2 separate regions of the Mus musculus genome follow, and region 1 is linked to region 2. A link is a loop called in an ENCODE intact Hi-C map of the cell type or tissue named here. Cell type or tissue: left cerebral cortex. All regions are shown on one strand. Each heading gives the region's core, and the rest is flanking DNA. Links, peaks and the distances in the headings are about the cores only.

Region 1 (6,341 bases), core at 794-5,793, 390 kb before region 2:
GAGGAGGAGGAAGAGGAGGAAGAGGGCAGGTAGACTGAAAAAGGAGTTCAAGTTTTCAAGTTTGGTTCTAAGGACCTGTGGGGCATTAGAAGACTGAATACTTAAAGCAGCAGGGCAGAGAGCAGGCCGACGACCAGGAGGCTCTGACTGCTAGAGCCTCAGGAGGAGACCAAGCCTAACTACAGAGAAGAGGGATGGGCTTCTCGTTTTGTTTAGTTTTTTGCTCCTTGAGACAACAACTCACAAGCTGGATTAGAACTCACTATGTAGGGCTAGGGAAATGGCTCAGTGGTTAGGAGCACTGGTTGTTCTTTCAGAAGGTTTCATTCCTGGCATCCATAGGGCAGCTCACAACTGTCTGCAATCCAAGCCCCAAGAGATCTAACACCCTCACCTAGACTACTATGTAGACAAAACACCAATGCACTAAAACTAAAAAACAAAAACAAACAAAAAAAACCCTCTCGGGGGCTGATGAGATGGCTTAGCAGTTAAGAGCACTGACTGCTCTTCTGGAGGTCCTGAGTTCAAATCCCAGCAACCACATGGTGGCTCACAACCACCCGTAATGAGATCTGAAGACAGCTACAGTATACTTACATATAATAAATAAATAAAATCTTAAAAAACAAACACACCCTCTCTATGTAGCTCAGGCTAGTCTCAAACTCATAACCCTGCTTGCTTCGCCCTACCCAGTGTTGGGAGTATAGAGGCATTTCAGATGTATTTGTAGGGACTGGAGAAGATCGTATGTCAAAACAAAAATCAGAGAGATACACTTAAAACATTCAAGTCTCAATCTTTCCTCCAAAGCTACTGCCTGAGGTCCCCTGGAGAGCCCGTCCTGGTATATGCATACACCATTATGTGCACACAGCCTCTCCCCAGTAGACGCCCCTTCAGAACAGTTGTCTCCTCCATTGGTCAACTTCCCTTTTCACTCAAACAAACAGAATCCTCCCCTGATCGAAATCGGCTAACCCCCGGAATGATGAAGGGTGAGACAAATCCAGACCTGGCAGCGAGCATCTCTATAACATTGTATTATATGTTTGGTTTGGGTTCCTAGAGAAAGAAGCTAGCACTTCACAGGTACTAGAAAATTCACCGTGTCTCAGGCTGACCTCGAACTTGTGATCTGTATGCCTCTCCCCAGTAGCAGAGGATGTAGGAACTGGGCTACCTGGCTGGGTCCAAGCAACTTTCTTTTTCTTTCCTTTGCTTTTTTTCTTTTCTTTCTTTTCTTTTCTTTTTTTTTTTTTCCGAGACAGGGTTTCTCTGTGTTGCCTTGGCTGTACTGGGACTTGCTGGCCTTGAACTCAGAGAGATCTGCCTGCCTCTGCCTCTCCAGGGCTTAACCATCACCTGACTGTGAAGTAAATTCCTAGTATGCACCAGACACTGGGTTTGATCCCAGTACCCTCAAACCAAATCAAAGCCCAAATATACTAACACCTCTTTAATTCCTAAGAAACAGCTTTTAGTGAGCTAAAAAAATAAAAAGTGTAATTCAGAATTGTGTATGTATAATAAATCATGAAGGTAAAGAAGGAGGAAAATTAATAGAAAAATATTGGCTGGGAATATGTCAGTTATAAGTAGAAATACATTCTGTGTTTTCCAACCCTTTGTGAGCATTTGGTAACAGGAGGAGTGATTAAGTGGGGGTGGGGTCTCTCATAGCACTTACCTCGGAAAGCCAGCAGTCATCTTATTACCTTGGTTTATTATTTGTTCCCTTCATTCAAGCAACATAATAAAGAAACACAATCACAGTTGTCGCTCCTCCTCGGTGCTTTCCCTACAAGCTCCATTCACTGCCATCCAGCTCCATTTAGTCCCCAGCCTCAGAGAGGACTCCACCCAGCAGGAACAGCTCTCCTGCTGAACCCAGTGGCTGACCTAGGCTTTCCCCTTCAGAGCTGTCGCAGTCTCCAGACATACTAGAAAAGGGCATTGGATGCCCATTACAGATGGTTGTGAGGCACCATGTGGTTGCTGGGAATTGAACTCAGGACCTCTGAAGAGCAGTCAGTGCTCTTAACCAATGAACCAACTCATCCAGCCCCTAAGATCTTATTTCTTATTTATAACTGTATGTGTGTTTGTTCGCGTGAATGCAGTATCACCGGAGGCCAGAACAGGAGTTGGATCCCCTAGAGATAAGAGTTACAGGCAATAATGAGTCAACCCACATGAGTGCTGGGAACCTGACTCAGATCCTTAGCAAGAACAGTACACACCTTACTTGCTGAGCCATCTCTCCAGCCCCCAATGTTTCTTTTCGTGCTTGCTCAGTTAAAATGCTCTCACATCCAAAAAAGAAAAAAAAGAAAAGCTGGGCGTGGTGTCGCACGCCTTTAATCCCAGCACTTGGGAGGCAGAGGCAGGTGGATTTCTGAGTTTGAGACCAGCGTGGTCTACAAAGTGAGTTCCAGGACAGCCAGGACTACAGAGAAACCCTGTCTCAAAAAACCAAAAAAAGGGCTAGAGAGATGGCTCAGTGGTTAAGGGCACTGACTGCTTTTCCAGAGGTCCTGAGTTCAATTCCCAGGAACCACATGGTGGCTCACAACCATCTGTAATGGGATCTGATGCCCTCTTCTGGTGTGTCTGAAGACAATGACAGTGTATTCACATATATGAAATAAATAAATAAATTCTTAAAAAACAAAACAAGGGCTGCAGAGATGGCTCAGCAGTTAAGAACACTGACTGCTCTTTCAAAGGTCCTGAGTTCAAATTCCAGCAACCACATGGTGGCTCACAAGCATCTGTAACAATATCTGATGCCCTCTTCTGGAGTGTCTGAAGACAACAGTGTACTTACATATAATAAATCTTAAAAAAAAAAAACCCGCTCTCACACACTTATATATCTTTTTTAAAAATCACATTTAGAGTGGTGGCATACTCCTTTAATCCCAGCACTTGGGAGGCAAAGGCAGGCGGATTTCTGAGTTCGAGACCAGCCTGGTCTACAAAGTGAATTCCAGGACAGCCAGGGCTACACAGAAAACCCTGTCTCAATTAAAAAAAAAAAAAAAAAAAAAATCACTATGTAGGTTCGAGTGGTGGAACTCAGGTGGTCAGGAGCCTGCACCCAACGTGCCATCTCTACACACACACACACACACAGCCCACAACCTGCCCTTTGGAAGCAAAGAAGACAGATACAACACAATGTCTATAGGAAGAAAGATGGGAAATAACCCTTGTGGGTCTTCTGCACGTGTTCTACCTACCGACCTACTTCCCTCCTCACACCCCTCATCTCTACGTTTGGCTTGCTTTTTTTTTTTGAGACAAGGTCTCATTATGTAGCCACAGCTGGCCTAGAACCCACTATGTAGACCAGGCTAGACAGGAATTGTGGAATTAAAAGCGTGTACCACCAGCACGTGCCGACGTTCCTGTTTAACTTTCAAAGATGAGAATGAAAGAGTAAGGTGGCTCTGAGGAATTTATAAACCAAAAGCATCTAACCCCAAGGCCTGACCACATTGCCTTAAAGCTTGTCAGTTACTATTCCCCGGCCTCAGAAACTTGCCCAAGTACTTTTCAAGTATCATTTCATTGTACATGAACGACATGTACCTTTCGGGAAATAGGTGGCTTAGAGTTGTCAAGTCACTGCACAGTTGTTGTACCGGTTCCAAGGAAGTTCAAATTTGAACTCCGAACCCGGACAAGCAGGAAAACCTGCGCAAAGAGCCATGGTTTGGACGCGGGAAGGGGTTACTATCTATGCTCAGCAGCATCTTTTCATTCCACATTGGTAACCTGAAATCCTGATAAATTGTAAGCGTCAATAAAGAGGATTTGGAGAAAGAAAAGCCCTAGTCCTCCACAAGAGTCAGGGCGAGATGACCTCTGCATCTAAACCTTATTCAGTCCCCTGGGGCCTCCCGCGACTTCTCCAACACTGCCTTTCTAGGACCGAAGGCCTAAGCTCTCAGGCTCCCCTAAATCGCTAGGCTGAGGGGGGAGGTGTATCCCCTGCGCGGCCCGCAATAAGGACGCGTCCCCTTTAAGGCGCCGGCTCGCCCGCCGCGGCGGCCGGAAGTGCTGGAGCCCGGCTTGGCGGCGGCGGTGGCGGCGGCCGCCGTGGCGGCTTTGTGCGCATGCTCCGTCGCCCGCCCGCCCTGGCCGCTCGCCGCCCGCCCGCCCGCCCGACGGAGACGGTGAGGAGGGGGAGGGGTGGGCGCGCGGCGCGGCGAGGGCTGGGGGCGGGGGGGGGCGGGCGCGGGGGCCGCGCGGCGGCCGGCGACGGCGACGGCGAGGGCGAGGGCGAGGGCGGGCGGGCGCGCAGGGGGCGGGGGGCTGCTGCCTCCGCGGGCGCCTCCCCACGCCCTGTGCGTGCCGCCGCCGCCGCCGGGGAGCGAGCGGACGTCGCGGCGCCGCGGGGGGGGTGGGGGGACGCTGCCGCTGGGTCCGCCCGAGCCGCCGGGCCGCCCCCAGCGTGGCCGGCCGGGCCTAGGCTCCGGGTCCTACGAACCCCGTACTGGGCGGGGGTTGGGGGGGTGGGGAAGGCTCGGCGCCCCCGGACCGAGGGGCCCGGAAGTCCTCGCGGAGGGGCCAGGGGAATCCCTCCCCACCCCAAAAATACGGGGTTTGGGAGCTTGGGCCTTGCGCGGAGGAGCTGGGTCAGGCCTGGGTCGGGCCGGGTCGGGGGAGAGGGCGGCGTGCTGGGGTGGGGGTGGGGTGCAGGGAATAGGGTCAAGCCTTCGCCCGAGGGGAGAGGCCTGGGCCACCAGACCTGGAGAGGAGGAGGAGGAGGAGGAGGAGGAGGAAGGTCCTTTGGAGGGCTTAGGAGAGGAGGCAGCGTCCTTCCCAAGATGAAGGGCAGTAAGAAGGAGAAGGGTCCCCGTGAGGGCTTCAGAGTGGAGGGCCTCCGGTGGCTAGGTGGAGAGTAGGGTGGTTTCCTGCGTCAGGAGACGAGGGAAGCCTAAGGTTATGGGGTTAGTGAGAAGGTACTTGCTGGGAAGAGGGTACCCCTTGCTTTCAGAAATGACAGGGAATTGGCCAGGTGTCCTCGGTTTGAGAGGCAAGAGAAATGTGGGCAGAATCTTACCCGAGGGTCTTGACCTGGCTGTCCAAGGAGCAAGGAAACCCTGAGCTCTCAAAATGCGACCTGTTACTGACTCTAGGAGAACCAGGAAGTAGGGGTTTTCTCCACATCTGTACACTCTTGCCATCTGCCCAGCCCCCTTTCCTTGGCTAGTATTATGGAACGTTTTCATAAGAGCTTGGGCCTAACGCTTCTAATTTTTCAACCATATAATAACTTGTTTTTCTTTTATACTTAAGTTCATTGAGTAGGTGTATTTGAGCTTTGTTGGGTTAGTTTGGGCCCTGTTTTGATTTCTTACACTCTTAGAGGGGTGACTTTTAAAAACGTATTCCTTGATTCCTTCAAACACCTATATAGGAGTCTCCATCCAATCTGTGATTTATATAGAACTTCACTTCCTCTGGATACTTCCTGCAGAGTGAAATGACCTTGGGTTCATTATATCTGAGTTCACTTTGGCTGAACAACCAAGTGCATACGGTGGACTTAGTGAGTTTTGTGCTTAAGTAATAAAGTTGCAAATTGGAGACTTGTTGTTGGTTTTGGCTATTTATTTGAGACTGGGTTTCTCTGTGTGGCTCTGGCTGTTTTGGAACTGGCCTCCAATTGTTTAGGTATTTGAGACAGGGTATCTCTGTAGTCCTTACTGGCCTTGCACTCAAGAGATTTACCTGCCTCTGCCTTACGAGCGCTGGGATTAAGGGCATATGCCATCATTGCCTGGCTTTTGTTTGTTTCTTTTTGAGATAAAGTCTCCTTTTAGTTTGGCTGGTGTCAAACTCAAAAGAGATTTCACCTGCCTCTGCCTCCAAAATATGCCAGGCTGCTCTGTATGTTAGTTATTTGACACCGGGGCTCACTATGTAGCCCTGGCTGGCTTTGAACTTATGGTAGTCTTGCCTCAGATGCCCAGGTTCGTGCTTGTAGATGGGAGATGATCATACCAAGCACGTGCTTGCTTTTCTTTTCTTTTCTTTCTTTTTATTTTCTTGGCATCTTTCTCTGTAGCTCTGGTTTGACTGGCACTTGCCGTGTAGACCAGACCGACTTTACACTTGCATATCTTTCTGCTTCTGCCTCTCCTGGGCTAAGATTTTAAATTTAGATTTATTACCTGGCACGGTGGCACACGCTGTTCTTCCTGTCCTCACTCACTTGTAAAGCAGCAGCAGGCAGATATCCTAGTCTGAGGCCAACTACATTGCATGTTCCAGCCTGTGTCTCAAAACAACAGCAAAAATGTATATGTTCCTGTCACTGTCTG
Region 2 (6,341 bases), core at 762-5,761:
TGGTCCCCAGAAGAACCATCTGTTTCCAAGTTCTCTGGGTTGGCTGGTATAGTAAAGGAGCAGGCAGGCAAGGCAACGCTGAGCTGCTTGTATGCATGCCTCTCCCCCAGACCCAAAGAGAAGCCACAAAATCCTTCCCTGGACTTAAATCTTTATTCTGCACGCATAAAGAATGCTACATAATTAATTCTCAACTTTATCTACAACCCATGTGCCAACACCCAAGATACCTCACCTTAACAGATGTGAACACTCTAGCAATTCTTTAAAGTCCCATTAATCTAAAATCTGTTTTAGAGTTTCAATCCAGAAATGTTCAAAAACATTTCCCTGTAAGGAAACCTACCATCGTCCTAGGCTTAAGACTACGCACCCCCACATTACACTCTCCTTTTGTTCTATTGCTTCCTTTCAGTCTCCCGGCACCTCCACCATCTGTCTTCTTCCCGGAAGTCATTTTCCTTTGCAATGATTTCAGGATGATGCTAGGTTGTACTGCATGGAATTAGCGCCTGTCACACCTGTCTTTAAGCCCCAAATAACTTTCTATTCCTTATTTCAACCTTGATCTATGATGGACTTCATTTACACCATCCGTTATTTGGCAATATGAGAATCCAAGTTCCTAAAAGATGTAGGCAGCTAAAGTTCTGAGAGTGTCTGTCCTCTTAGATTCCCTGAGTTGTTCCATGTTTCCTTCAAGAGTCTTTGAATTCTATTCATGATTTAAAATTTAGTGTAAAACTCCTTTAAATTTTTTTTTACTATTTATCTTTACTTTTATTCTCTTAAATTTATTTTATGTGTCTGGAGGTTCTGCCTGCATGTTTAACTGTTTACCACAAGCCTGCCTAGTGCTGGAGGACAGAAAGTGTCAAATTCCCCAGGACTGGATGGAGACACAATTGTGTGCTCCCATGTGGGTGCTGAGAATTGAACCCAGGTCCTCTGGGAACACAGCCAGTGACTCTAATGATGGAGCCATCTCTCCAATCCCCTAGTGTAAAACCTTTAATAGTTGTTTCTGGTCTGGTGTTAAATTTCTAGGTCTTAACAGCTAGACTGTTAAGAGTTGGTCCTTACTGGACCACTTCTTCACCAATTCCAACATAACATATTTCTGGACATTTCTCTTTCTTCATTTCAAGTCCTAGTAAATCCATACTTCAAAGCTCATTTTAAGAAAAATCTATTCTGGGCTGGAGAGATGGCTCAGTGGTTAAGAGCACTGGCTGCTCTTCCAGAGGACCTGGGTTCAATTCCCAGCAACCAATGGCAGCTCACAACGGTCTTCAACTCCAGTTCCAGGGGATCTGAGACCCTCACACAGACATACACGCAAGCAAAACATCAATGCACATAAAAGTAAAAATAATAGAAAAAGAAAATCAATTTTAGTAAACTATCCTACATTTTAGTTGTCTGAGTTTTAAGTGAGAACAAGCATTCCTTGACTCAAAAGGCATGTCAGTCACAGCAGGTTAGTCAGAAACTGTTCTGTCTCCTTCCTCAATTCCTGCAGTGCAGCTGTTGCAGTGCAGGGGATCCTGTTGGCGCATTAGTAACCCGAGCAAGTGATCAGTTTTGCCCTACTACCTTTTTCAACACTCACCCACTCCTTGAGAAAAGAGACCTCACCAAATATACTGCTAGCAAACACTAAGGGGCTAAGATGCTGCTTAATGACTCTATTACAGAGGATGGCGAAAGCTTTATACTTTTTCTACCTGACCTTCCTTTTTATGAATGAGAAAACAGGTTCAGAGAAACTAAGTCACTTGCTCAAAGAAACTTAAATTGAGGAGCAAGGTTTGACTCAGACTTATCTGTCTTCCAAACCCCTTGTTTTTCCCCTACAAAAGGGAGGGGGTAAGGGGGGTCGGTTAATCTCTCACATGTAAGGTTAAATATCACAAAAACAATACTCTCATGCCAGCTGGTTCGCTCTGTAAGAACAAAAATGAGAAATTGTCTTTGTGAATCGAATCCAGGATTCATAAACATTTTATCGAAGTCTTGTTCTCAGCAAGGAGAGTCTTTTAAGTGTCAATTATTCGAAATCTAGACAGCTTTGAGAACCTGCTGGTTCATTTGCCATTCATACTAAAGTGTATGTCTTCTCAAATGTCAATTACTACTGGTCTCATTGGACCAAACACAAAGTCGAAAAAAACAAAACAGGCAAGAAATAAACACAGCAAAAACCAAGGGTTCCCCTAACACCCAAGGTTTAGTGCTTCCGACGCCGTTCCGGTGCTTAATGCCTTTCAAGTCCTACCTAATAATTCTCAGCTCCCAAGCAAAAGATGCTCGTACAATCTCTAGGCATGACAACTCACCCGTTTTCCCCGAACCTGGTAGTCCCTGCTAGCCTTGCTTCGCCAAAGCAGATTAGAAATACAAGCCCAGATTGTACGGGGAAAGCTGTTAAGTAGGCAATTTGGAGATGTGTCTCCACTTGCACCAGCAGCCGACGCAGACCTGGCCAGGATGGCCCTTACCCACTCAAAAAATCCTACGACAGCAATCATTTTCCGGCAAGTTGGAGAGCCGAAACCACAACGTGGAAAACTCTGTAAGGACTCCCCAAGATAACGAGCTAGGACTTTAATTTACTCTCGGAAAGGGAGCGGTCAAGGCTTGAAGCGCGGCAAGCCAGTACTTTCGAAACTGTCACTGCACTACAAAAACTAGTGTCTCCCGCCCAAAGTGTGGCACGCGAAAAAGCCAGAGCTCCAGTCCTCAGAAACACACGCCGGGAAGCCTCTGGCCGGTCAGGCTGGGGAACGGGGAGAAGAGGGCCGGAACCCTCATCTGCTCCTGGCAGCCCCAGAGCGGGAAAGGGCCGCCTCGGACCCATAGTCCAGCGACGGAAACCCAGGCCTCCCCGGCGCCCGGAGCCCCAGTCTAACCCGGGCCTCCGTCCCCATTATCCCGCCACCACCCCCGCCCGCGCAGGCGCAGTGGGAGCCGGGCCTACCCGCGCCCCCGAGGCACCGCCGCCATGGCGGAGCGGAGGAGGCCGGCGGCGGCTTAGCGCCCAGCGAGCGCCGCGCTCGCGTCCCCGCGGCCTCCTAGCCACAGCCGCGGCCCTGTCAGCCCCCCGGCCGGCCCCTCCGCCGCCCTCCTCACCCGTTCTTCAGATCCACCTCCAGGATCTTCCCGTAGCCCTTAAAGAAGCGCTCCACATCGCGCTCCCGGGCCTGGTAGCTCAGGCGGCCGATGTACACCCGCGGCATTCCGGCGGCGGCAGCTGGCCCCGGCCCCCCTCAGGCGGCGGCCGGCGAAGGGAAAACGCGGCGGCGGCGGTAACGGGCGGGCGGCGGGACGGACGCAGCCGAAGCCCGGCGACGTACGCGAGCACGCAGCTCGAGAACGCGCGCCCCCGTCTCCCTACCCCCCCCCCCCCGGCGGAGGGGAACGGGAGGGAGCGCGCGCCCGCTTCCCGCCTGGTCAGGGGCGGGGGCGGGGCTTTACTGGAGGCGCGCCGGCGCGGGGCGGGACCTGGCCGAGTGAGCGACAGCTGCAGCACGTCCTCTCGCGAGCTCGCCGTGGCAGCGGCACTTCCCCCGGAAGTGCCTGCGCGGGTGCGCGCCGAGCGGGTGTTCCCGCCTTTGTCCTTTGCTCTGGTAGACTTTCTGTTTTGGGGTGGTTTTCGGTAAACGTCCCTGTGGGAAGTTAGTGGATCCATGACCTTGGGCCCATTTTCCTTTCTCTCGGATCTTTGAGTCTCTTTTATCTTCCTTGTACTTTCAGGGTTGTCTCTACAGTGTCGATACTAGGTATGTAAAAGTGTTCCAATAATTGGTTCGGTATTATTTTGCGGTGTTGTGGATCGAACTCAGGGCCATACGGATGTTAACAAGTGCCCTATCTCTGAGTTACATCTCAGATTTAATTTTTATTTTTTAAAGCACTGACTGCCAGAGGTCCTGAGTTCAATTGCCAGCAACCACATGGTGGCTCACAACCATCTGTAATGGGAATCGGATGCCCTCTTCTAGGGTGTCTGTCTAAAAACAGCTACACTGTACTCATACACATAAAATAAATCCTTAAACAAAAAAGTTCTGACTGTCCTAGAAATAGCCCTGTAGACCAGGCTGGCCTGAAACTTTGCCTGTCTGCCTATTGGCTGGGATTAAAAGCATGTGCCAAACTATGTCCGTTCAGTTTAGTGCCTTGTAGTTAGATTAAGCACGACAGAAAATTACTATTTTCTTTTTTTGTTTATTCATTTTGAGAAAGGGTTTTTCTGTATATCCCCGGCTGTCCCGGAACTCCCTCTGTGGACCAGGCTGGCTTCAAACCTGCCTGCTTCCCAAGTGCTAGAGTTAAAGGTGTACCCCATCTCTGCCAGCTCAGAAAAAATTTCTAACCTGCAAGATTATAATCTATAGATGTCCAGTGTATTGCCAAAATAACCAAATGTAATGAACTGTGCTGGGGCATGTGGGTGCTCAGTAATGAAAGGTTCCTTTTCAGCTTTGCCCAGGAATCACTGAGGGGTTTAGTCTCTTTACTGCATTTCCACTTTAACTGATGTGCTGGGTAAAGTTTTCTCTTCTGCATCTTCTGCTTTCCTTTCTAGAGGCAGTTTCTTAAGTATTCCTTTAGAAGTTAATTTACCATACAGCACTTGGCTTTTCTTTTTTAAGACAAGAACTTTCTATGTCTAATGGCCTTTGACTAACCTGTAAAAGCCTTTCTAAGAACTGTGATTGTCAATTGCAGGTGTGCATCACACCTGATTTTTTTTTTTTTTTTTTTTTTTTTTTTTGAGACAGGGTTTCTCTGTATAGCCCTGACTGTCCTGGAACTCACTCTGTAGACCAGGCTGGCCTCGAACTCAGAAATCCACCTGCCTCTGCCTCCCGAGTGCTGGGATTAAAGGCGTGCACCACCACGCCCGGCTTACACCTGATTTTTGTCTCACTATATTTTAGTCATTTCAGAAGCATATGAAAAGCACTTAAGACCATTTTGTCTTATAACACACTTTTTTATACACAGTAACTTACCTAGTCACTATTCTAGTGAAGAATTGAGACAGGGTCCAACCTTTGGTTTTTAGAATTGCCACAATCAGTGACCATGTATATTCAAATAGTATCTATCCTGGAAATGGGAATGTCATTAAGGACATACTTCTGGCAGAACACTTGTCTAACCTAGCCTTGATCCTCAGCATCGCCTAGACATACAACTTGGGAAGTAGGAGTACTAGGTTAAAGGGTATAGGCATTTGACTTAGGGACAGTCTCACTTCTTATCCTCAGCTGGCCTTGGATTTACAGCAGCTCTCTTGCCTCAGCTTCCTGAGTGCTGAGGGTTGCAGGCATGGATCACAGGGCCTGCTTCAGCATGTGTAACATGGTAGCTGTTGGGTCTCAAATACTCAACGTATTATCAATGTTTTGATTTAGCCAGGTGATGGTGGCCCATGCCTTTAATCCCAGCACTAAGGAGGCAGAGGCAGGCAGATTTCTGAGTTCTAGGTCAGCCTGATCTACAGAGCAAGTTCCAGTACAGCTAAGGCTACACAGAGAAACCCCGTCTTGAAAAAAAGTTTGTCAATCCAGCGAAGAGGTATCCTCCAGGCCATTTGGTTTGCAGTTACCTTGAGGGAACCAGCCTCTCTTCATGTCCTTCATGCTCTCTTGTAGCTTCAGGGCACCTGTACACACAGGGCATACACACCTTGACACGTTTTCATTTGTGTTTTATTCTTTGCCCATTTTACTTGATTTATAGTTCACTATAGATTAGGGAAATCAGCAGCTTGCCAAATGAATTGTAGATACTTCACCAGCATGTTGACTTTTGGCATTACCATGTTTCTTGGGTGTGAACGCACTGGCAGACAGTTCTAAGGAAGTGCTTCTGTCTTTCACGGTGTGATCCAGGGATTTAACTCAGGTCCTCAGACTTTTATGACACACTTGTGTTTTGCCTAAATAGAGACCCCTAATTTTATGTTATAATCAAAGGCTTTCTCACTTTGAGGTCTTGTGTTTCTTTTGGAAGTAGGGTCACACATAGTCCAGGTTGACCTGGGAACTTGCTATGTAGCTGAGGTGGACTCTCCCAAATGCTGGAAGTACAGGTCTGAGCCAACATACTTGGCTTGAGGTTTTAAGTTTGTTTTAAATTTAGTTTTGTGTATATGGATGTGAGTACAGGTGCCTGTGGAGGCCAGGTGTCAGGTCTTCCTGAAGCTGGAGTTACAGTGGTTATGAGCCACTTGATTTGATTTGGGTGCTGGGAACAATTCTGGTCTTCTGCAAGAGCAGTGTATGTATGCTCTTAAGTGCTGAGCCAGCTCTCCGTCTCTCTCTACT

The links. A loop is a pair of places that touch in the nucleus more often than their neighbours do. Peaks named below come from ENCODE experiments on the same cell type or tissue, not always from the same donor. Only the 100,000 strongest peaks of a DNase experiment are listed, where the experiment ranks them.
Region 1: it touches region 2 in a loop (4-fold over the local background); 1 of 42 quality-filtered maps calls a loop at or near these places.

Annotation. Positions count from the first base shown.
Region 1 is chr4:132,259,337-132,265,677 of GRCm38, reverse strand. It overlaps Gmeb1 (glucocorticoid modulatory element binding protein 1), which reads left to right and starts at 4,129. Exons shown (of 10, transcript NM_020273.2): 1 at 4,129-4,187. It overlaps Gm28874 (a long non-coding RNA gene), which reads right to left. Exons shown (of 2, transcript XR_390809.4): 1 at 5,078-6,341. In left cerebral cortex, for the core only: a CTCF peak has its summit at 2,779 (motif pointing left); DNase peaks (open chromatin) are centred at 4,025, 4,474, 4,679 and 4,997; H3K4me3 peaks cover 1,962 bases; H3K27ac peaks cover 1,687 bases.
Region 2 is chr4:131,870,662-131,877,002 of GRCm38, reverse strand. Srsf4 (serine and arginine-rich splicing factor 4) reads right to left here and starts at 3,364. Exons shown (of 6, transcript NM_020587.2): 1 at 3,133-3,364. The coding sequence starts at 3,239. In left cerebral cortex, for the core only: no CTCF peak of the experiment used is centred there; DNase peaks (open chromatin) are centred at 2,445, 2,946 and 3,517; H3K4me3 peaks cover 3,142 bases; H3K27ac peaks cover 1,629 bases.